Regions from separate parts of the Homo sapiens genome. Here region 2 is linked to region 1. The links are chromatin loops, found by intact Hi-C in ENCODE. Cell type or tissue: PC-9. All regions are shown on one strand. Each heading gives the region's core, and the rest is flanking DNA. Links, peaks and the distances in the headings are about the cores only.

What was found. Hi-C counts contacts between places; a loop is a spot of excess contacts. Peaks named below come from ENCODE experiments on the same cell type or tissue, not always from the same donor. Only the 100,000 strongest peaks of a DNase experiment are listed, where the experiment ranks them.
Region 2: a loop joins it to region 1, with 2.5 times the contacts of the local background. A loop is called at or near these places in 4 of 110 quality-filtered maps.

What each region holds. Positions count from the first base shown.
Region 1 is chr4:30,751,700-30,762,558 of GRCh38, forward strand. The region is part of intron 1 of PCDH7 (protocadherin 7); the gene reads left to right. Among named protein-coding and RNA genes, the nearest start is that of PCDH7, 37 kb to the left of the region's middle. RefSeq lists an enhancer at 5,238-6,437. In PC-9, for the core only: no CTCF peak of the experiment used is centred there; DNase peaks (open chromatin) are centred at 1,832, 2,492 and 5,852; H3K4me3 peaks cover 567 bases; H3K27ac peaks cover 4,528 bases.
Region 2 is chr4:30,861,726-30,872,584 of GRCh38, forward strand. All of the region lies in intron 1 of PCDH7 (protocadherin 7), which reads left to right. Among named protein-coding and RNA genes, the nearest start is that of PCDH7, 150 kb to the left of the region's middle. In PC-9, for the core only: no CTCF peak of the experiment used is centred there; DNase peaks (open chromatin) are centred at 5,396 and 8,996; H3K4me3 peaks cover 642 bases; H3K27ac peaks cover 2,660 bases.

The DNA of each region.
Region 1 (10,859 bases), core at 893-8,892:
TGCTTAATAATGCTTTGGAACTGATATTGTAGATTTCACCTTTGGCTAGACAATTTTATTTTGAAGGAATTTCAACTTAATAAATATATTTTAATAGGGCTATACATTTTTTCCAGTAATATTTACTTGTATATTTCCCCTTAGTCCTAACAAATATTTTGAGAATGAAAGTAAGGAAAATATTTTCACCATGGAATGTCCTTCCTATTCGCTGTCATTTTTAAAATGGAATTTTCTCCTGTTTCAAAATAGTAAACTTGTTGCCATGATGGTTTTTAGGGTAGAATAAGATTTTTTCTCTAAATAATCTTAGACATAAAAAACTAAAAGAGCATGATTGTCATTGAAAAAGAATATGTCTAGGTAGTTCCTATCTTTCCACTCTTCCACGCTTCTTTACTTTGCTTTTCTTTATTACTTTTTTTCTTTCTTTCCCTTTTTTTTTCCTTCAAGATGGAGTCTCACTCTGTCGCACCCAGGCTGGAGTGCAGTGGCGTGATCCCGGCTCACTGCAACTTCCGCCTGCGGGTTCAAGCGATTCTCCTGCCTCAGCCTCCGGAGTAGCTGAGATTACAGGTGCCTGCCACCATGCCCAGCTAATTTTTCGTATTTTTAGTAGAGACGGGGTTTCACCATGTTGGTCAGGCTGGTCCTTCTTGGCTTCTTTGGCATGATGGAGCAGGTTCATGGATGATTTTTCCAACACATCTCACACCCAAGTAGGTGATACCAGGAGTGAGGAAGTAGTGACAGCTACCTGGTGTCTCCTCTTTTTATCCCTGAACCTGAAACTTGAAAGAATTTCATTATAATTCAGTAGTTTAGCCTTAATATTTCTACTTCTCAAAATAATAAAATTTCAAAGCTATCTTTTGATCTAAATGTGAGGAATGTTAACAGTGCACGTATGTATTAGAAGATATGGACTCTTACTTTTTTTTTTTTTTGCAAACTTTATAAATTGTTTTCTTTCATTGCTGAAGGTCAGAATCTCAGTGATTAATGGTGACTAAAGAAGTTTGTGACAGAAATTTAACCCAGATACTCACACATCCAGTCCTATCTTCCTCTTACCTGTAGGGGCAAAAAAAAAAAAAAAAAAAGAAAGAAAAAGAAAAAAAAGAAAAAAAGAACTCTGGAAAATGGGACAGATTTTATAACTAAAGATCAGCCCCACATATACTGTAGATATTTAAATAAGTGGTAATTCATTCTGCAAGGAATAAGTAAATGGCATATTACTGTAACCCAGTTAAAAATATTAGACTTCAACACGGAAGCATTTGAACTTGGTGTCATGGATTTTGGGAAGACCTGAAAGGAATAAGAAGTGTTGAGATTCCAGGAATCTTTGATTAAAATATATTAATGAAAGTGAAAGAGTTCTCAGTGGCTGGTATGGGAGATAAAATACCATAAATGTCAGCATCATGCCTGGGAGACCCTTTAAGTCGTTATAAACAATAATGGGCCTATGAAAGACAAGGTCAGAGTATTTCTCTTAACTTCTCCATACAGAGTCTTTTTATTTCTGGTACATATCTCATTTCCCTTCAAGTATCTCTAACTGTAAAAAGAGAGATAACCTTTACTACTTTCTCTGTTCTTGATAAGGAACCAGAATGAAAATGCCTCAGTTTATATACATGGTCGTGGTAAGCTGGGAACAGCATATTTTCTTGAGTGACAATATGGTTAAATTAGCAAGAAACATAGAAGTGTATTTTCACATAACTTGCACATATTGCTTAGTTGATGTATGAAGGTGCATTATAGGCAAAAATGAGTCATTTCTTAGGCAGGCACTTAGTACGTGCAAAGGCTAGCAGTAGCACGCCATATAAGGTAGCATTTCAGGGGCTATACACCCTTTGGATTTTTGACACAGGGCTCAAGGTAGATTTGGGCTAAGCTTCCATGGCAAAGACATGTTTTTGGCTCTGGTTGTCATTCAGTAAATATTTATTAAACCCCTTGACTGTTTTTAGCTCTGTTCTTATTCTTGTGAAGCTTACCTTCTAATTTTGAATGAAGAAGACATAAACATTTATTACATATGCAGTGCATTTTAAGAATTGTGATAGAGCCTTTTTTTAAGAATTCCTCCCAAAAAAATAATTACCAGTACTTTCTGATTTCATTGCACATATAAATATGGAATGATATTGGAAGAGAAAAACATTACATTTGTAACTTCAAATAAAGCATGAATTAGATTTGAATATTATGAAATTTACCAACAAAACCTTGATTTTATAGATAAGTGTTACTGATCATAGAAACTACCAGACATAACAGCACTGTATACTTTTAAAATATATTTTTATAAGTTACATTGAAACCCTATACACACGCTTCTCCAATTGTAGTCAGGTTGGGCGGTATGTGATAACTAAATTTTTATGAAGCAGGTAGCTTCTTCTTATCTATTCAAAACTGTCAAGATTTGCTGCAAACACTAGGTGTGTGTGTGTGTGTGTGTGTGTGTGTTTTTTCTGGAGGGAGGAGGAAGTAGTAGAAGAGGTTACTATTAGCCTCCACCATGACTCATTAGAAAATGTCCTGAAAAAAGTTTAGCTCTGTATCAGACAATATACAGATAATTCCCAAGTCATTTGTCAAGTGAAAAAGAAAAGAGGTTGTTATAATCAAGCAGCTCCAGGGACATGAGCAGAAGTGTATCACTTTATTATTTTCCCTTCTACCGAAAGCATGATATATTAATTTATTTTAGATTGTTTAGGGTCCAAGGTTTTCTATGCTTACAAAAGTTATGAATTAAAGGTCCTAAATTGTAAGTCCTTAATGTGAATTAAATTCACACCCAATACAGGAAATATTAGTTGGAAACAATAAATCTTGTCAGGCTCAAGGTACTTTTATTGCTGTAAAAAAAATGAAGGTCACACAATAATACTATTCAGGGAAATAGGTAAGACATTCAAAGAGATTCATCATTTTCTATATGACACACAGATACCCTTCTAAAGGATTTCAATATTTTATCTTCAATTCAGTTTGGTATTTAAATATTTTAAGTCAATCCTTTAGAAACTTATATGTACTTTTTTTTTGACATTATCTAATTACATAGCTTAACAAGTAGATGGGCAGTGAAGATTTTTGATGGGTGTACCTAATTGTTTGGCAATATTCAGATGGCTTAAACAATTTTATTTATAATAGAGCTTAAGGAAGTCCACATTGATGGGGAATCTATTATACGCCAGACTCCAGGCAAGGTGTGTGTAGGCTGATTATGCCATTTCATCCTTATGCTGCTGATGGATAATATTTTTATGGTTGTATTCACAGATGGAGAAACTGAGGTTTGGGGTTTAACAACTTTTCAAAGATCATACAGTGGCTAAGATGTAGAGCTGGGTTGGAACCTAGGGCTAGCTGACTCCAGAGCTTCTTATGTCCGTTTAAGATTAGTCACAGACCTCACCGAGTATCTCATCATATGCGTGCCATCCTATAATATTAATAGGGGCATAAAACTTACATGTGCTTGATCTTAGAAATTTAAACAACTCAAGTGTTTGAAAAATTACAGATGTTTCTCTGTTTATGAATAAGTATGGTGCTCTCCCTTTCTTCCTCACAATTTTGACTTGCCTTATAATTGCTTTTATTGAGAGAAATTTACAGGGAAAACCCTGTTATAAACAAACTTCTTTTTGGATCCTGAAAGTTGCATAGATTTCAACTCCTTGTAGTCCTTCCTATCTGCTCTTGACAGAAAAAAAAGAGAGGCCTCTAGCCTTGAGGCCTGAGTCCACAAAACATTTTTGTCTTCCTGTTTTCTCAACAAATACTTCTATAGCCACAAAGTAGTCCCAGACACTGTCCTGAGAGCTTTACAAGGGGGAGATTGACTCCTGTAGTTATCATAACAAGCCTGTGCAGAAAAAATGGTTACCATCCCCCACTGTCTTAGTCTGTTTTTTGTTGCTCAGGAATACCTGAGGCTGGGTAATTGATGAAGAAAAGAGGTGTATTTGGCTCACAGTTCCACAGTCTGTACAGGAAGCATGGAACTGTTATCTCCTTGGCTTCTCATGAGGGCTTTTGTACTGCATTAAAACATGGTGGAGGCCAGGTGCGGTGGCTCACACCTGTAATCCCAGCACTTTGGGAGGCTGAGGAAGGAGGATCAGGAGGTCAAGAGATCAAGACCATCCTGAACAAGATGGTGAAACCCCGTTTCTACTACCAATACAAAAATTAGCTGGGTGTGGTGGCGTGCACCTGTAGTCCCATCTACTCAGGAGGCTGAGGCAGGAGAATCACTTGAACCCAGGAGGTGGAGGTTGCAGTGAGCCGATATCGCACCACTGCACTCCAGCCTGGTGACAGAGTGAGACTCAGTCTCAAAAACCAACCAACCAACCAACAAACAAAATATATGGCGGAGGTCAAAGTGGAAACATGCACCTGTGAGGAGGGACTAAACCTAAGAAAGCTTTATAACAACCCACTCTAGATGGAATTAATTCATTCCCTTGGGAACCAGTCTGGTTTTGGGAGTGTAAGAACTCACTACCTCAAGAATGGCACCCCGCTGTTCATGAGGGATCTTCCCTCATGACCCAGACACCTCCCACTAGTCCTTACCTCCCAACAGCACCACACGGGGGATCAAATTTCAACATGAGATTTGGTGGGGACAAACCAACTATGTCCAAATGATAGCACCCACCCGGAAGATGAGGAAACTGAGACAAATACAGATTCAGTAACTTCAGGTCATATACTTAGTAAACGGTAATAATGGAACTTGAATCCTTAATGTCTGATGCTAGAGACCTTGGTCTCAACCATTACATTGTGCTGACACCCCGAATACGGTACAACCTCTTCTTATCTTTCATGTTTCTGTGCATGTTAAGAAAATTTTGCTTGTGTCAACTTAAAAAATGCTCAGGCTGTTTGTTATCCCTGTATGTTACGCCACTACCTATATTTCTCCTAAAACATTGTTTCATTACTCATTCTCTTCCTGTCTTTTGTTCAGTCTCTCTCCCCATTAGTTCTTGCTTAGATGTCTAACATCTTAAACATGTACCAACTTCTTCACAGCTCTCTCCCACCATAAAATGGAGTCTTCCTTTGTACGTATTTATTTCTTCATCTCCCTTTTGGCTGTGAGCTCACTACTCTCTGGCCTACGCCTTAATCTCCTTTTCCAACTGTTTTTTGCTAAGTCTCCTCTGACTGAGAGGCTTGGATCTTTCAGCCTTACTGTGCCACTGTTTGTAGGAAGCTCTGCTCCCAGAGCTTACAGTAACAGCTGTCACTATATCCAGGGGGTACTTCTACCTCCAAACAGTTCTACATCTTTTTCATCCTTTCAATGTCACATTCCCAAAGCTTCCATTGAGTTACACTCCTTATTATAGCAGTCACCACCTATCAAAAGAGCTTCTATTTTCAAATGACAGTTGGTTTCTGTATTTGTGCACAAGACTCAATGTGTAATGTGTGCAAAGTCAAACTCACTATCTCCCTGTAGCTGCACACCCATTCTGCTCCTTTTTCTAGGCTTCATCCTCAAATGTTCTACCTTTCATGATGCCCTAAGAGTTATTCCAAAAAAATAGATCTTGCTTTCTGGATTGTCCAAGTTGCTCCTGTGTGTAAAAGCCTTCAGTAGCACCAATAGGATAAAGCGAACACCGTGAGCAGGGCAGAAAGGCCCTTAGCAAATGATTATCAATCTGCATTTTCTGACTTTCCTCGCAGGCACTCTGCCTAGCCCTGCTCAGGTATGCTAGCCATACCTAGCCTATTTACTATTTGCCCAACAGGATTTCCCCTGTATCAGCTGTGTGCCTTTGTACATTCCTTTTTGCCTGTATGAAACATCCTTTGATCCTTCTCCATTTCTCAGAAACACACTCATATTTCATGACTCAGCTCAAATGTCACTTCCTATGCAATGCTTTCCCTGCCTCCCACGCCAAATGAGTTGTTCTCCTTCCTTTAGTCTTCATTCGACATACACTAATCACTTTGCATTCCAATTAAATTTTTATATGCCTATTCCCGCAATTATGTGACCTTTTCAAGAAAAAGGACTGTCTAATTTATCACTGAATACCCAACGTTGCATACATAGTAGGCTCTCAATAAAAGCTTGTAGAATGATTGGAGTGATCAGATTAGTGACTGAAAGCAACAAACATTCATATAATGCATATGTACATGCTCTGTGCCAGGCAGTGCTCAAGGTGTTAGGACGGGAAAGAACAGCCTTGCTAAAAATCACTGCTATCACGGGGAGCTTACATTCTAGTAGAGAAATGTGCATGATTAATAAGACATTGATAAGCAAAGTGTACACTTAGATGGTGGCAAATGTTATGAAAAAAAATGCAGAGACAATGTAGGGAGTTCTGAGGACCGTGAGGGCTGCAATTAGCTATCAAGAAAGGCCTTGATAAGAAGGTGATGTTTGAGAAAGACCTAAACTGTAGGAGGGAGGAAACCATGTGAATATTGAGCATCTCACCACACAGAGAGAACAGGAAGATCCAGGTAGAAACCTGTATGGGATACTTGAAGCCTGGTCCTGGAGACCAGCATGGTGGGAGAGGGGTTGGGGAGTATGGGAGTATTAGAAAGGAAGTGTTAGGAAGAAAGTTCAGAGAAGAGGTTATGTTGTGCATGGTTTTACCCTAAGTGTCATGAGATGCCATTGGAAGACTGGCAGACAAATGGAATACTTCATAGAATTTAAAACATTTATCTTACAGTTCCAGTATGAGCAGTTACTGCCCGTAAGTTTGTAACAATAGCTTTGAAAAGAGCATCGAAGGCTCTTGATATTGTGGTTCATTTTGCCATACATATATATTTGAGGACAGCCAACATTCACAAAGATAAAAACCACATCTCCATCTGCAATAGCATGACAGTTGTGTGAGCACTAAAGGGCAGATAGGACAAATGACCCTGCCTGCATCGGTGGACAGGAAGGGAGAAAAGCATGGCTGGGAATGCAGGTATTGCACTAAGTATTGCACTAAATTAACTACATAACTGTGGATTGCTCATTGCTTTTTTATATACTGCTTAATTTGGAAGGAAGAGAGTATTTCATATAATAAATTATTGATGCAGTTATTCTAATTGAGTAGGGTATTTCTTAGAAACTCTAGCACATTAAGATAGATAATTTTTTTGTTGATATGTGGCTTACCTGTTTTAATTTTTTGTATTTATTTGAAGAAGTGTTTTTTTTTTTTTTTTTTTGTGATACAGTCTCACTCTGTCACCCAGGCTGGAGTGCAGTGACGTGATCGCGGCTCACTGCAACCTCCGCCTCCCAGGTTCAAGTGATTCTTCTGCCTCAGCCTCCCGAGTAGTTGGGATTACAGGTGCCCGCCATGACGCCCAGCTAATTTTTGTCCTTTTAGTAAAGATGGGGTTTCACCATGTTGGCCAGGCTGGTCTTGAACTCCTGACCTCAGGCCATCCGCCCGCCCTGGCCTCCCAAAGTGCTGGGATTACAGGTGTGAGCCACTGCGCCTGGCCTCTTTGGGGAAGCTTTTTAAGTGGTCATGTCAAAGATGTCAGCATTCTTCTTTATGGATAAGAACAGAAATCATTCTGTTCATCCTCTGTCCGAATTTCTTGTTGCAATTTCATAGTTACTTTGAGCTCTACACTTTTCTGGTGAAATAGAATGAGTTTCTTAGAATTCGGTGAATCGGCTTTCAGGAAATTCTGGGAGTAAAGGATCTTTGAAAGACGAAGAAACTCAATTAAGCAGTCAACTTTATTCCAATCTGTGCTCTCAAGAGAAAGATAAAGTTCATATTTTCTAGGAAGAGTGAAAAGATAGAAGTTGAATATTAAGTTATTGGATGTCAGGGGTTTATCTTTGTGTGAAAAGAAAAAAATCTGTTTAGAATTTTTCTTCATCTTAGCCACAATTTCATTACATTATAAATAAATATATTGAAATGTATAAAATACAGCATATATATACACATACATATATAACAAAATCTTTCATTAAATGAAAGATTCATATAAATGAAATCTTTATTAAATGAATTAACAGTGGTTAAGTGCTAGATTATTTAAGAAAGTGCCACCATTGTATTTGTAATACCGGAATCTGTTTTGTAAGATTAGATACATCTTACATATTACTTTTTGATCATAACTCATGTGGCTCAAAACCCTAGGGTGATGTTTCTCTTGGTTTGGGCTCTACTCCCCAATTCCCTCATAATGAAACCCAGGACAATCTTTTCATGAAACCCTCCTTTCAAAATAGTGGCACCTCCTCTCTACATTGGAAATAGGTGGGCATGAAACATAAACACATATGAAAGCTACTGATAAGAAAAAAAAAAACTTAAGAAGTACGGTAGTTAAGCTTCAAGTGCCATTGTTCCTCTGCTTCTCAAGGTTAGTATCCCCCAGTGTTTCTACATGTTTCTCAGCCTTCTATCACAAAAATTTCTCCTACAATGCCTTGTCACAGCTCTTGCTGAAGGAATGGAACATTAAGGAGGAAGAAGTAGAGAGGAGCAGGGGAAGGCAGTCTTGTGCTGCTCAAAACACTTATCAAGGTCCACTTCCTACCCACTATCCCTAGCCCTTCAAGAGGTCACTCTTCCGGCACAGGGCACTTAGGCAAGAGAAAGAAATAAAGGTATTCCAATAGGAAGAGAGGGAGCCAAATTGTCTTTGTTTACTGATGACATGATCCTATATCTAGAAAACCCCATGATTTCAGCTCCAAAGCTTCTTAAGCTGATAAGCAACTTTAGCAAAGTCTCAAGATACAAAATCAATGTGCAGAAATCACATGCATTCCTATACACCAACAACAGACAAGCAGAAACCCAAATCATGAGTGAACTCCCATTCACAATTGCCACAAAGAGAATAAAATACCTAGGAATACAGCTAACTAGGGAAGTGAAGGAACTCTTCAAGGGGAACTACAAACCACTGCTCAAGGAAACCAAATATTTCATTATGCCATGTCATTTCCTAAAGGGCACCAAGACACTGATAAGGTCTCCCAACCAAGGGCATCTGAGCATGGCTATACAGTGAGATTTCCTTGAGTTTTGACTTCTCTCCCCTCCTTTGACAGCTCAGCTGTGTGCCTTACACAGACACATCTCCAAGAGTGAATCAGAAAGGGTCTTACAGAGTGGGGTGCCTTCTTCCCAATCATTCTCTTTGGAGTTCTGTTTACACCCTGCATTAAGAAAGACCCACAAGCTTCCATTCAACTTGAAAAATGAGACGTCTGTAAATTCTCCTTAATCTTGATGTTCACCATTTGGTTGAGTGCTTGCCTAAAGGAACTGCTCTCTGTTTAATAGGCACCCCTTTCTTGTATTGTATTCTAGTCTCATTAGGCACTAAGTAGGAATAGCCAAATCTCTCAGGACTTTTAGCTGGAACATCCAGATGAGGATGGGTTCTTGGCAGTACCTAATGTATGCAGCCTTAGGGAAATAGTTTTTAAATTCTTACCTGCAAAAGATTCACTAACAGAGCTTTTAGGAAGCGCAGCTCTCCTCTGCTTATCTCAGTCATGGGCCAGGAGCTTTCACTTTTACAAAGTACACTGGGCTCTTCTTATGAAAATACTCTAGAGTAGCAGTGTCCAGTGAAAATATAATGCAAGTCACATATGTAATTTTTAATTTTCTAGTTGCCTTATTTATGATTATTTTTAAAAGATGAAATTAATTTTAATTATACATATCATTTAACCTCATATATCCAGTATACTATCATTCAATATTTAATCAATGTAAAATTATTAATGAGATATTTTATATCCTTTTAAAAATTTAATCTTCAAAATCTGATATATATTTTATAATTACAGCACCTCATATCAATTCTTACTAGCCTTGTTGTAAGTACTCAATAATCATATAAAGCTAGGGACTGCCATATGAGACAGCATAACTTGGGATAATTACATTCAAATCCAGTAAATAAACCTGCAAAGTGGAAAGGTCCAAATTCAATCACTTGACTGTCTAAATAAGAATATGCTTTATTTTGTGTTGTCATGTGCTAAGTTCTTAAAATGAATAATATAAAATCTTACAACAGTAATATGAATTAGATATGCTATTTAATCTATTTGGTAGAGAAAAAAATTCTCGCTTTAGATGTCGATTTGCTCAAACTCACAGAGAAGTGAGAGACAGAATTAGTTTGATGTGACCTCAGAGCATACCTGCCAACCACCCTTGAGTACCCTCTTCAACACTATGCTTGTTTCTTGTATAATTGAGTGAAATTCAGGCTTTTCTCCAATGTTAAAGTCTTATACATGATCAAGGCCATGTTTGATATAAATATATAATAAAATAGAATTCAGAGATAATGTGACTGCATTTATATATTAATCCTGTATGCCACTTGACTTCCTAGAATTGAAATAAGCACCCTTGGAATGGAATGCTTGGGAGAATCGGCTATAAAAGCTGTGTGTTATTAAAATGCTGAAACTTTACACCAGTAGTTTTTTTCTTAGCAATTTTGTATTTCTTAAAATTCGCATTTTTTCCCCTGAGGCAATAGGAAACATTATAACAAATAATATAAAAGATCATTTAAGGATGATTATTCATTGTTTTAAATATATGAATGATTAGATAAATAACTAAACTGATCCAATATGCAATAAAACTATAAGAGCTTCAGTTTTTCAAGAGCAAGACTCTTAACATATTATCATTCGTTCAAAGAAGGTTATTTGTCGGAAGTTATTTACTCTTCTTTTCCCTTGCTTCCTGAACTCATGATATGAAATCTTCATTTATTTTAGTTCTAACTTGGCTGATTAAAAAAAAGGATTC
Region 2 (10,859 bases), core at 1,419-9,418, 110 kb after region 1:
TTTTACCTTCATATACAGGTACATATCAAAGTAACATTCAATGAATTATTTGTAGTTGGTATATGTTCAATGGTATAAAATCATATTTTGGTCAGACAGAGGTTGTATATAAGCTACTTAGAAGTAGAGCACCTTGTTAGCCTTTTATTTGACTTTGTTCCCCCCAGGTTAAATTTCTGGTTCATTTTGGCCCTCATTAGTTTCAAATTATAAGCTAGGTATAAATTCTATACATGGGAAAATATAATCCTACTTAGGGCATGTTAAGAAGTCTGGCTTATCTATTAGTAAAGCTGAAAGGGACTACAGAAATGATATACTTTAAGTCCTCACTTTATGGTTGAAGAAACTGAGGTCAAGATCAAGGTTGTATCACTAGCTTCCAAAATCCTCTGAATTCTGGTTCTTGGTCTTCCAGCTTACCCATGATATATTTCCTTAAACTGGAATATAAACGATAATAAGGTGTTGATAATGATTAGAATACAAACCAAGTGGAAAAATTCACAGTGGTGATGAAAACCAAAAATTGTTTGGTGCTCTCCAGGAATTTCAGAGAGGGATGCCAACAGTGTGAAATTCTCTGTAGCTAACATATTTCCTTTACAGGAAGCAGAATTGTCAGAATCACATTATTCTCTCCACAGAAAACTCTCTTGCCATTAGCTGTCTACATCCACAATGTAGAACATCATGCTGAGAACTTGGGGAATCCCTATTCATATATGCAGAGGTTTGTGTTCCAATGACTTGGCTATTGTGAAATGTAGAAATTTGTTTCTAAATTGGAAGTGTGTACATAGTGAGATATTACGGAATTACATTTAAGAAGTGATAACATATTCTATCCAGTGTTTTTACCAAGATAATATCTTATGCCAATTGCAAATATCCTTTTAGGGTTTGTCGCCTATGCTGTCTTCCATTGCTGCAGATTTTAAATAAATGCACAGAAGAATTTTGCTTTTTGCTTTCTTTTCTTAGTAGCTTCTCTCAGTTCAACAACAAAAGGGTCATAAGTGAGACCAAGTGGAGCATCACTTGATTTAGTCTTTCTTACTTGAAATGAAAATATTTTTTCTCTTGACATTCTGAAGTCTGCAGCACTACATTATTAAAGGGTTACTATAGTACCATGAGACTGATTTAGTGTCGCCCTGAACCACATGATTATGGAAACATAGTTCTGATTATGAGAATGTATTGCCAAAAGTGATTTAAAGGAATTAAAAAAAAAAGATTTTCCAACTGTATACAACAGATAAGTACTAAAGTAAATTCTCTCATTTTTATGAAAGGAGTTTTATGTCTGGACAGCTTTGGCATTACCAATAAATGTGTTCCCTTTGCAATTTCAAAGCACTCCAAATTCGTATGTGTTCCGGGATCAGAGTACCACTAAGGGAAATTGGATTTTTGCCTGGTGGTTATGGAATAACTTCCCTTTGCTTGAAAATATTATGGAATGAAGAAGATATTGTATTGGTTTCCTGCCCAGAAAATGATGCCTCATTTCCTGATTATGCAGTTAGCTATTCTTTCTTCTGTAATCTCAAACCACTGAATGTGGCTATAATATAGTTGTTCTCAACCAGTGGTGATTTTGCCTCCAGGGAAACATTTGGTGATGTCTGGAGATGTTTTTGGTTGTCACATGGAGGGTGGCATCTAGTGGGTGGAGGGTATGGATTCTGCTAAGCATTCTACAACACAGAAGCTAGGTCCCTACAACAAATGATCGTCACGCACAAATGTCAATAGTGTTGAGGCCGAGAAATCCTGATTTAATGTTTATTGCTTTACGTATGTCTAACCTCTGGCTTGTTAGGTTTTTCCAGGGCAAGAATTAGCCTTCTGCCTCCTGACGTATCTTACAGCATAAAAGCTGTTCCATAAATATGGAAAGAGGAAAGACTCTCAAATGTGTCTGACTAGGATTGTTAACTTCTTATACTTCTCCATATACTCATTGGTGAGGTTGGAAATCATTATTTAAACTTTTGTATTGAAGTTTGGCACACACAAAAATTTCATCCACACAAAAAATTCTGCATTTTATTTCAGAATGCTTGTGGGTTTTTTCCAACCCCCAAGAGAATAAATTTCATAATTGTGTATTCTGTGCAGAAATATCAACATAAATGTGCTTTCCTGAAGCATACATCTGCTGTCAGTGAGGCTGACTGTAACTCAGACATATGCTGGGTGGCAGCAGATAAGTTTGGAATTAGTTGTGATAGGTTATTCACAAAATAGCTAGAGCGCATGACAGTAATCAAGAATTCACTGTAATTACTTTAATCTGTGATTGGCTCAATACAGTGCACAAAAGACTGGCAGAGGAATTCTGCAACCAGAGAGGAAGTTGGTTAATTATTCCAAGACCATCTCTTTTTTTTTGTATTGATTTTTCAATTGTATGACCTTTTCATTCATTTATATGTTTATTCATTCAGTAGAATGTGTTAATTACACTAGGAGCAATTAATTACACTAGAAAGAAAAAACAGCACAATAACATGTCTCCTGACCTCTCAGTACATCCCGAATATGAGACAGACATGTAAACAAACCCATAATAGCAATATTAATTGTATTCCTTCCTTGAAAAAATAGGGAATTTATAGACTCAAATTTAATAAGCAGTTATTATGAGAAAGTCCTTAAGTCCTTCAATTTTTATCTTAGAAAGAAAAATTATTGGAGAACACACACACACACACACACACACACACACACACACATTTTTTGTTGCCAAGGGAGCCAGCTTAATCTACCAGTGAAAATAGTGAAGTTTAATTTTTTTGTTGTTCCTAAAATGGTAGGATATAGATGATATACTACATTTACATGGATGACAGACTTGTTTATTGCACAATAAAGTCAGTCCATACAAATTAGATGCTTTGGTATTCTCTTCAGTGGTCCTATACTGTGAATGAAAAAGTTTGCACTTTCAAAGTTCAGCTGAGGAAACCTCTGATTCTGTTAGATATTTCTGGTTACTAAGACACTATGGCTTGGTCCAATGTGTAAACATCTCAGAGTAATTCAGTGCAAAAGTTCTCACAGGCTGGATTAGGGGTGGAGTTTTACAAAGCACAGTTGAATAAGGATAATAGGAAAAAAAATTTAAGGCAAAATTCAAATAAAAAAATGAAGGAGATAAACTTCAAGAGCAACATCAATGACAACAACCTTCAGGAGTTTTATATAAGTTACAACATAAATTAGTACTGAGTGTGGCTTTCACAACAAAATGAGCTCATGTGATTTTAGAACACTTGATTAAGATGAAGCATATGAGAAGTAGGAGCTGATAAACGGTCTAACACTGATCATACCCTACTAGTTGCTTAGTGCTTATTTTTAGGCATCTCAGGTAACAAGTGACATAACACAGTCAAAAACTAAAATAATTTTGAAGAGGAAGGAAGTCAGGATGATGAAAAAGCCATATAAAAAAAGGCTGAAGATTTCAATAATGTTTGACTTGGAGAACATAGGACTTGGGATGTTCCTAAGGTTTTATGTTAAAAATTTGAAATGTTTGAACATTTGTCATGCTTAAGAGGAATTACATTGTAGTGTTCAGGAGAGTGATCGATATTTATAGGAAGGGGGGCTTTTAATAAGTATTAGAACATCTCAGTGGGGCAGATCCAAAAATGAAGTGGAAATCCTGGAAGTAGTGAGTTCCCATCCCTAAGGGTTCTTCAGGAGAAGCTAGACTATAGTCTGGAAGGCTGTTCACTGAATCTCATGTGGGGAATTTGGACATGTGAGCAACATTGTTCCAACCATATTAAATACCACCTCGTAAGCTTGTAGAGCTCTAGCAGTGCATGACACTTAGGCCCTGAGATGACAGTTGAAGGTCCATAATAGTTTGTAAATATTCTTAATAATTTACAGTGTTTTTTAAGGAAAATTAAGTACAACGTATTTTAAGGAAAATTACCTTGGAAAACCTCATAGGAAGGAACTGATAGAAATATACATACCTTCTATCTCTCTAACATAGCCAGTCTTTTCTCAGTTGATGAACAGTTGACTCTTAAGAACCAGTGGAAGTAGCTGGCATACTTATAGAGTATGTTGTATGAAAACCATGTGTTTTTTGACCCTTGAATCACATTTGGCACGGAAATCCTCAAATGCTGGAAGGAAGATGCCTGAGAGAATAGCAGATGCATTCTTATCCTCTTGTTCGAATTTAGGGGCATACTTCCGTGGAGTGGAAAACTGGATAAAATGGTGTACACAAGTTAAGCTCCTTCTGTGTTTTTGCCTGAACCTAGTTGAATTCCTGTATGTTAAATGAACATGAAATGACTCCACTCCTGTCTTTTTAAAGCTCTCTTATTACCTGATAGTCTTGAGTTATTTCTGCTCATTATCTCATGGCTCTTTCTACTTCCTTCCATTGCCCTCCTTTCTTTACTTGGCAAAATTTTAAAAAAGCTGGTTCTATATCAAGAAGCTTAACTTTATTTACATGTTGGTAATGAGGGGAGATTTGAGAAGTTTAACCTGGCTTGTTACTTAACAGGTTACTAATTACCTAACATATCTACATTATTTCATTAAATTATCTAAACTTCCTCCAGAAAGAAGTATTGCTATTAATATTGTAAATTTAAGGAAACAGATGCTTAGTCAGCTTGTGTAGCAAAGACTTAAACAGAGGCAAAATGAGATCTGTTTGACCTGAAGTTCATGCTCTTTCCATTATACACAACAGCTTTCCTTATTTGACTTAGATCTTTTTAATAGAGGCATTTTTGGGCTGATTGCTGTAACGTTAGAGCAAATATACTCCAGTTTCTAACTTTTCTGTTCAATTTTCCAGGTTACATTACTGTGAAATGAAGTGACTGGATATTTTGCTTACACAGCTTTGCTCAGCAATCAGTTGCTTTCTGGCCATGGCCATAAAAGGAAAATTCTTTCCACAAATAGAATCTCTGGCAAAAAAAAAAAAAAAGTATTGTCCTTTTGATGTGTTTTTACTCCTTTCTCTGCAATCCTTACATGGTAAACTGGAATAAGACAATCGTTTACAGAGAAACAGGACTTGCAAAGGAAAGATGAAACCCTTCTGCAGCCATTAAAGAAGTTTCTGTATGTAGCCCTCATTTTGATAAAGCAGTAAACCTGACGTTTTGTTTTCCTTTTTCTTTTCCTTTCTTTTTGGTTTCCCCCCAGAACACAGAGCTGGACTTTGGTTGGGGTAACAAAAAGGAAATGAAACCTTATTCTTAAATGTGAGGTAGATCTAAGGTTCATGGTGTAGAAATGGGAAAATTGTTTTCTACACCTTTGCTTGCTACCATCTAGATGGAATTAGAGATTGTTTGCCCAGGGTGATGAGATTCAATTGGTATGTCACCTCAGGCTGTCTGTACAGGTCCATGGATCAGAGCTCTCTGTGACTTCCCAGAAATGTAAACCACAGATGGAGAATTATTGCTGGTTTGAACTTTTAGTTCTGATTTGATTTGTTTATCCTGTGTAGAATTAGTCTCTGTATGCTAAGGGAGAAAAAGGTAAGAATGGAGGTGAGGGTCCGTCTTAGTATTTCCCACAGGCCCCCTCACAGAAATTGTTGGAATTTTAAAGAATATACTCAAATCAGTAAGAAAGTATATGTTTTGTGATGTGCTTTGTAATTATTTACAACATTTGTCCTATACTTCAGGGCACCTAATACTCAAATCATTGTTCAGCAAGGAAGAATGAAAGCCTCTTTTAAGATGGTACATGATGTACTCACTAACTTTTGCATTCCTAACCATCATTTTTTTCTCCTGGATCTCATCACCTAAGCTGTAGGCTCCTTGGGGGAAAGGAAGGACAAGGATTTAGACATCCGTGGATTCAACTGAGAGCCTGGCACACAGCCTTTCTCTGGGTAGGAGCCCACAGAAGGTTTGGTGATTCACTGGTGCCGCCACTTCCTTGCGAGAAAGGGGAAAACAGACATGCAGTGTGATGTGGAATATGTCTATTTGTCCCTGTCACTCATATGGATCACCTGAGGGGAAAATAGCATTCATTTTTCATTCTGATGGTAGGGCTATTCAAAAGAGATACTTGCATTTTATCAGAGGTGATATCCTCATTTTGAGAAACTAACATATAGTTCTGGATTAGGATGCAGTTTAAAAATTGCACGATATTTTTAATATACATTAAAATGTAGGTCTGTCAATCATGCTGGTTTTTCTATAAGAGGATGTCATAAAACCTTTCCCTAAAAGAGGCTCAAATTTGAAGCCACATTAGTTATTATTAATAGTTATTATCCATCATTACATGTCTTATAAAATCCGTCATTTTCACTACTTTTCAGTAGTCCTGTCAGAAATGTATTCTGACAGAAATAAAAATTCATGCACTACTAACTGGGACTTCAGTTAATGATACCAACTGTTATGAATATTCACTTTTTAAAGCTACCCTTTCTGGCGAAATTCCTATATGCCAGGCATGGTGCTAAGTGTTTTACATACATCACCTCGTTTAATCCCTATTATAGTGCTATTTTAAAGATGAAGAAATGGTGATTTAGGTTCATTTGCATGCTAGCATCATACAAAATGGTACAGCTGAAATTCAAGTGGTATGTCAGATTGCAAAACCCCAATTTTAAACATTACGCTGCTGACTTAAGTTCCTTGCTGAATTGTCTCTGCCTTTTCCTGAGCACTTACGAGCAGGCGTTGTGTATGTTCTGATTTAGCTTCTCTGACAAGGAATGTTCAGTGCCTTCCATTTTATGATGTTTATTCAAAGACTTCTGTTTGTAATGGCAATTCCTTGTGCTTAATTTTTTTCTTTTTTTTCTACTTTGTATGATTTAAACAATATAATTAAATGATAAACTCTCTGATGGAAAAAAAAATCTATGTTTATGTAAGTGTGACTGATGGAAGCCAGGACCTAATATCAAGAATTCTTGACCCCTGGAATAGGCCTGTTGTTTTAGAATCCAAGAAAACAAAAGCAATTTGTTCTTTTACTGAAGAGCCCATCCAAAGTAAAGCTGTCAGACCCTAAAGTGTTGTGATGCATCTGTATAGCCATATGCTGACAGATGTTTCTGTATGTAACTCTAGCTTTCTGATGTACAGGGTGACTTCCATGCAAATATTTTTGTCTTTACTTGTTGAAGTTTTATCTGCAAAATAGTTCAACCATATGAAAAAGAATTAGTAAAATGAAAAGGGGTGAACTAAAAATATACTATGTCAAAAGAAAACCAAAAATGTTATCAAGCATTCTTTTTTTCAGCTGGTGATGGAGAACAACGTGTTAATCTTGGATTCCTTCTGTCAGATAGCACAGAAATACCACAAGGTAGTGTGCCAGTTCCAGGGTGGCAGCTAATCCACTGATCACGCAGCAGCATGCCACCCCAGAAAGATAAATCTTCAGTCTCATTAGGACTTCATGTAAAAAAGAATTTTGTTAACAAGAACAAGGAAAACCTATCAAAAATTAATTAAGATATTGTAGTTTAGCCTGTGTAAACTCAGAAAATAATTATGTTGATTTACTTTTTTTTAAATTGTACTTTAAGTTCTGGGATACATGGGCAGCACGTGCAGGTTTGTTACATAGGTATACACGTGCCATGGTGGTTTGCTGCACCCATCAACCTGCCATCTACATTAGGTATTTCTCCTAATGCTATCCCTTCCCTAAACCCCACCCACTGAAAGGCCCCAGTGTGTGATGTTCACCTCCCTGTGTCCATGTGTTCTCATTGTTCAACTCCTACTTATGAATGAGAACATGTGGTGTTAGGTTTTCTGTTCTTGTGTTAGTTTGCTGAGAAGGATGGTTTCCAGCTTCATCCATGTCCCTGCAAAGGACATGAACCCATCCTTTTTTATGGCTGCATAGTATTCCATGGTGTATATATGCCACAGTTTCTTTATCCAGTCTATCATTGATGGGCATTTGGGTTGGTTTCAAGTCTTTGCTATTGGGAACAGTGCTGTAATAAACATATGTGTCCACGTGTCTTTATAGTAGAATGATTTATAATCCTTTGGGTGTATACCCAGTAATGGGATTGCTGGGTCAAACAGTAGTTCTGGTTCTAGATCCTTCAGGAATTGCTATACTGTCTTCCACAATGGTTGAACTAATTTACACTCCCACCAACGGTATAAAAGCGTTCCTATTTCTCCACATCCTCTCCAGCATATGTTGTTTTCTGATTTTTTAACGATCGCCATTCTAACTGGTGTGAGATGGTATTTCACTGTGGTTTTGATTTGCATTTCTCTAATGACCAGTTGTGATGAGCTTTTTTTCATATATCTGTGGCATGCATATATGTCTTATTTTGAGAAGTGTCTATTCATATCCTTCGCCCACTTTTTGAAGGGATTGTTTGTTTTTTTCTTGTAACTTTGTTTAAGTTTGTTTTAGGTTCTGTATATTAGCCCTCTGTCAAGTGGATAGAATGCAAAAATTTTCTCCCATTCTGTAGGTTGCCTGTTCACTCTGATGGTAGTTTATTTTGCTGTGCAGAAGCTCTTTAGTATAATTAGATCCCATTTGTCAATTTTGGGTTTTGTTGGCATTGCTTTTGGTGTTTTTGTCATGAAGTCTTTGCCCATGCCTATGTCCTGAATGGTATTGCCTAGGTTTTCTTCCAGGGATTTTATGCTTTTAGGTCTTATGTAAGTCTTTAGATTTACTTTAAAAATAAAAAAAGAAGAAAGGAATTTTTAAAAAGAAGTTTAAAACTAGAATGTCTCATTTGGAAATTTTTGTATTTGTTATCTCATCTTATTTTATTCAAGACAGGTAAATGTTCCTCCTAACCATAGAAGGCTTCTATGGAGCTGCAGCTTTAAAGACTATCTTTGACAAAGACTGCTCTCTAGATGTGTTATTGCCTCCAGGAAGTGCGAAAATAGCACCAATTGGTTTCCCTGTTGCACCCACAGAAAGATCACATTTTGGCATCACTTGGAAGCCATTGTTTGCAGAAGGCAAAGCTGTCAGTGACTCATTTATTCTCACCTCTTGTCTAATGCTTTGCTTCAAGCACAGTCTTGGCTATGCCTCAGATTGATCTTCAAGCTCCTTTTTGTTTTTCTTAGAGGTCCACATCTAGTTATTACCACTGGATTTTGCACATTGCGGCACCTGTAAACATCTTCTATGCCCCAAATTCTGAGGTTTACTCCCTTTTATGTGCAATACTTAGCAGTTGTTTGGATGTTCTCTTGTCATTTATTTTATTTGGCTCTTCTGTGAGGTTTGCGCTGATGGCAAATGTTGTTTGAGTTTGGATTAAGGTGCTTGTGAACTTTACATTGGTGATGCCCTTCTTCATTTGTTTTTAAAAATTTCATAGAGGAAACATAATATGACACCTACAGGGACTTCAAGTTCTAGAGATGATGAGAAATTTGATTTTATGCTTATTAGTTACTGTGGTTAATGTAATTGTAGCTGACATAATATAAAATCATTCCAAGGACTTACCCCCAGAGTTTACTTTTCTCTTGCATAGAGACCAGTTAGCAGAGGATGGGTAGGGAGCATAGGGTTTTGCTCCATGTATCTGTTCAGTGTTCAGACTTTTTTCATCTTGTGGCTCCATGACCTGTAGGACCTCTGAACCAACTGCTAGATCCTGTGCATCCAGCCTGAAGAAGGCACACTGCTTTCTTAGTCACTTTGCCCATTTTGCTTCCAATAATATTCTGTTGGTGAGCACAAGTCACTTGGGTCTGACTAAGCCAATGGGGGCAGGGAAAAGTAGCCTCTGACAGGGCAGCCACTTCCCGAATACAAGTCTACCAAAAACAAAACAAAAATAAAAACAAAGTGTCGATGATCAGCTGGTAACCTCTGCTAACTGTTCAAAATGAGTAACTTAGTGCTAATCTCTGCCTCTAAATACCCTGAATTCATTGTATTTCTTTCTTAGGCCTGTCATAAAAAAGTGATACAAAACGGGTGGCACAAAATAATAGAAATATAGGATTTCACAGTTCTGAAGTCAGAAGTCTGAAATCAAGGTGTCAGCAGAGCCATGGTCACTCTGAGACTCTGGTAGCAACCTTCGTCACCCCATCCTTGCTGATGGTGGTGACCCATCAATCCTTGGCACTCATTGGTTTGCAGCTGCATTGCTCCAAAGCCTGCCTCCATCATCTTATGGCATCATTCTCTCTTTGCATTTTTGTCCTTACATGGTGTTTTCATTTTCTTCGGACACTAGTCATATTGGATTAGGGTCTACATCAGTAAATCTCCTCTGGCCTTTATTACATCTGCATATTTTTTCAAATGAGGTCACATTTATAGTTATCAGGGGTTAAGACTTCAACATATCTTTTGGGAGAAGGAAACAATTTAGCCCATAACAGATAAATTGGGTTCCTCTGTTTTGTTTTTTAAGTTCCTTACCAATTACTGCTTATTAATAGATTAAATATAAAACGAAGCAACTATAATCATATCAGAATTCTTTTAATTTCTACCAAGATGTTATTTAGGGACAACTTAGACCAGGGATCAGAAAACTTTTTCTGTAAGGATCCAGAGAGATACTTTTGGCTTTGTGGGCCATACTATCTGTCACAGTTTCTCAACTGTGCCATTACAGCATGAAAGCAGTCATAGGCAATAGTCAATGAGTGAGCATGGCTCTGTTCCAATAAAAGTTTTATTTTATTGAATTTCATACATTTTATTGAATTTGACCTGTGGGCTGTGGTATTTTCAGCCCTGTGCTAGACTATGTTCCATTATAACCTGGATGTGAATATTGTGAAATGAACCTTGGGATTGGATTCAGGCATAAGTAAATTCAAATTTTGACC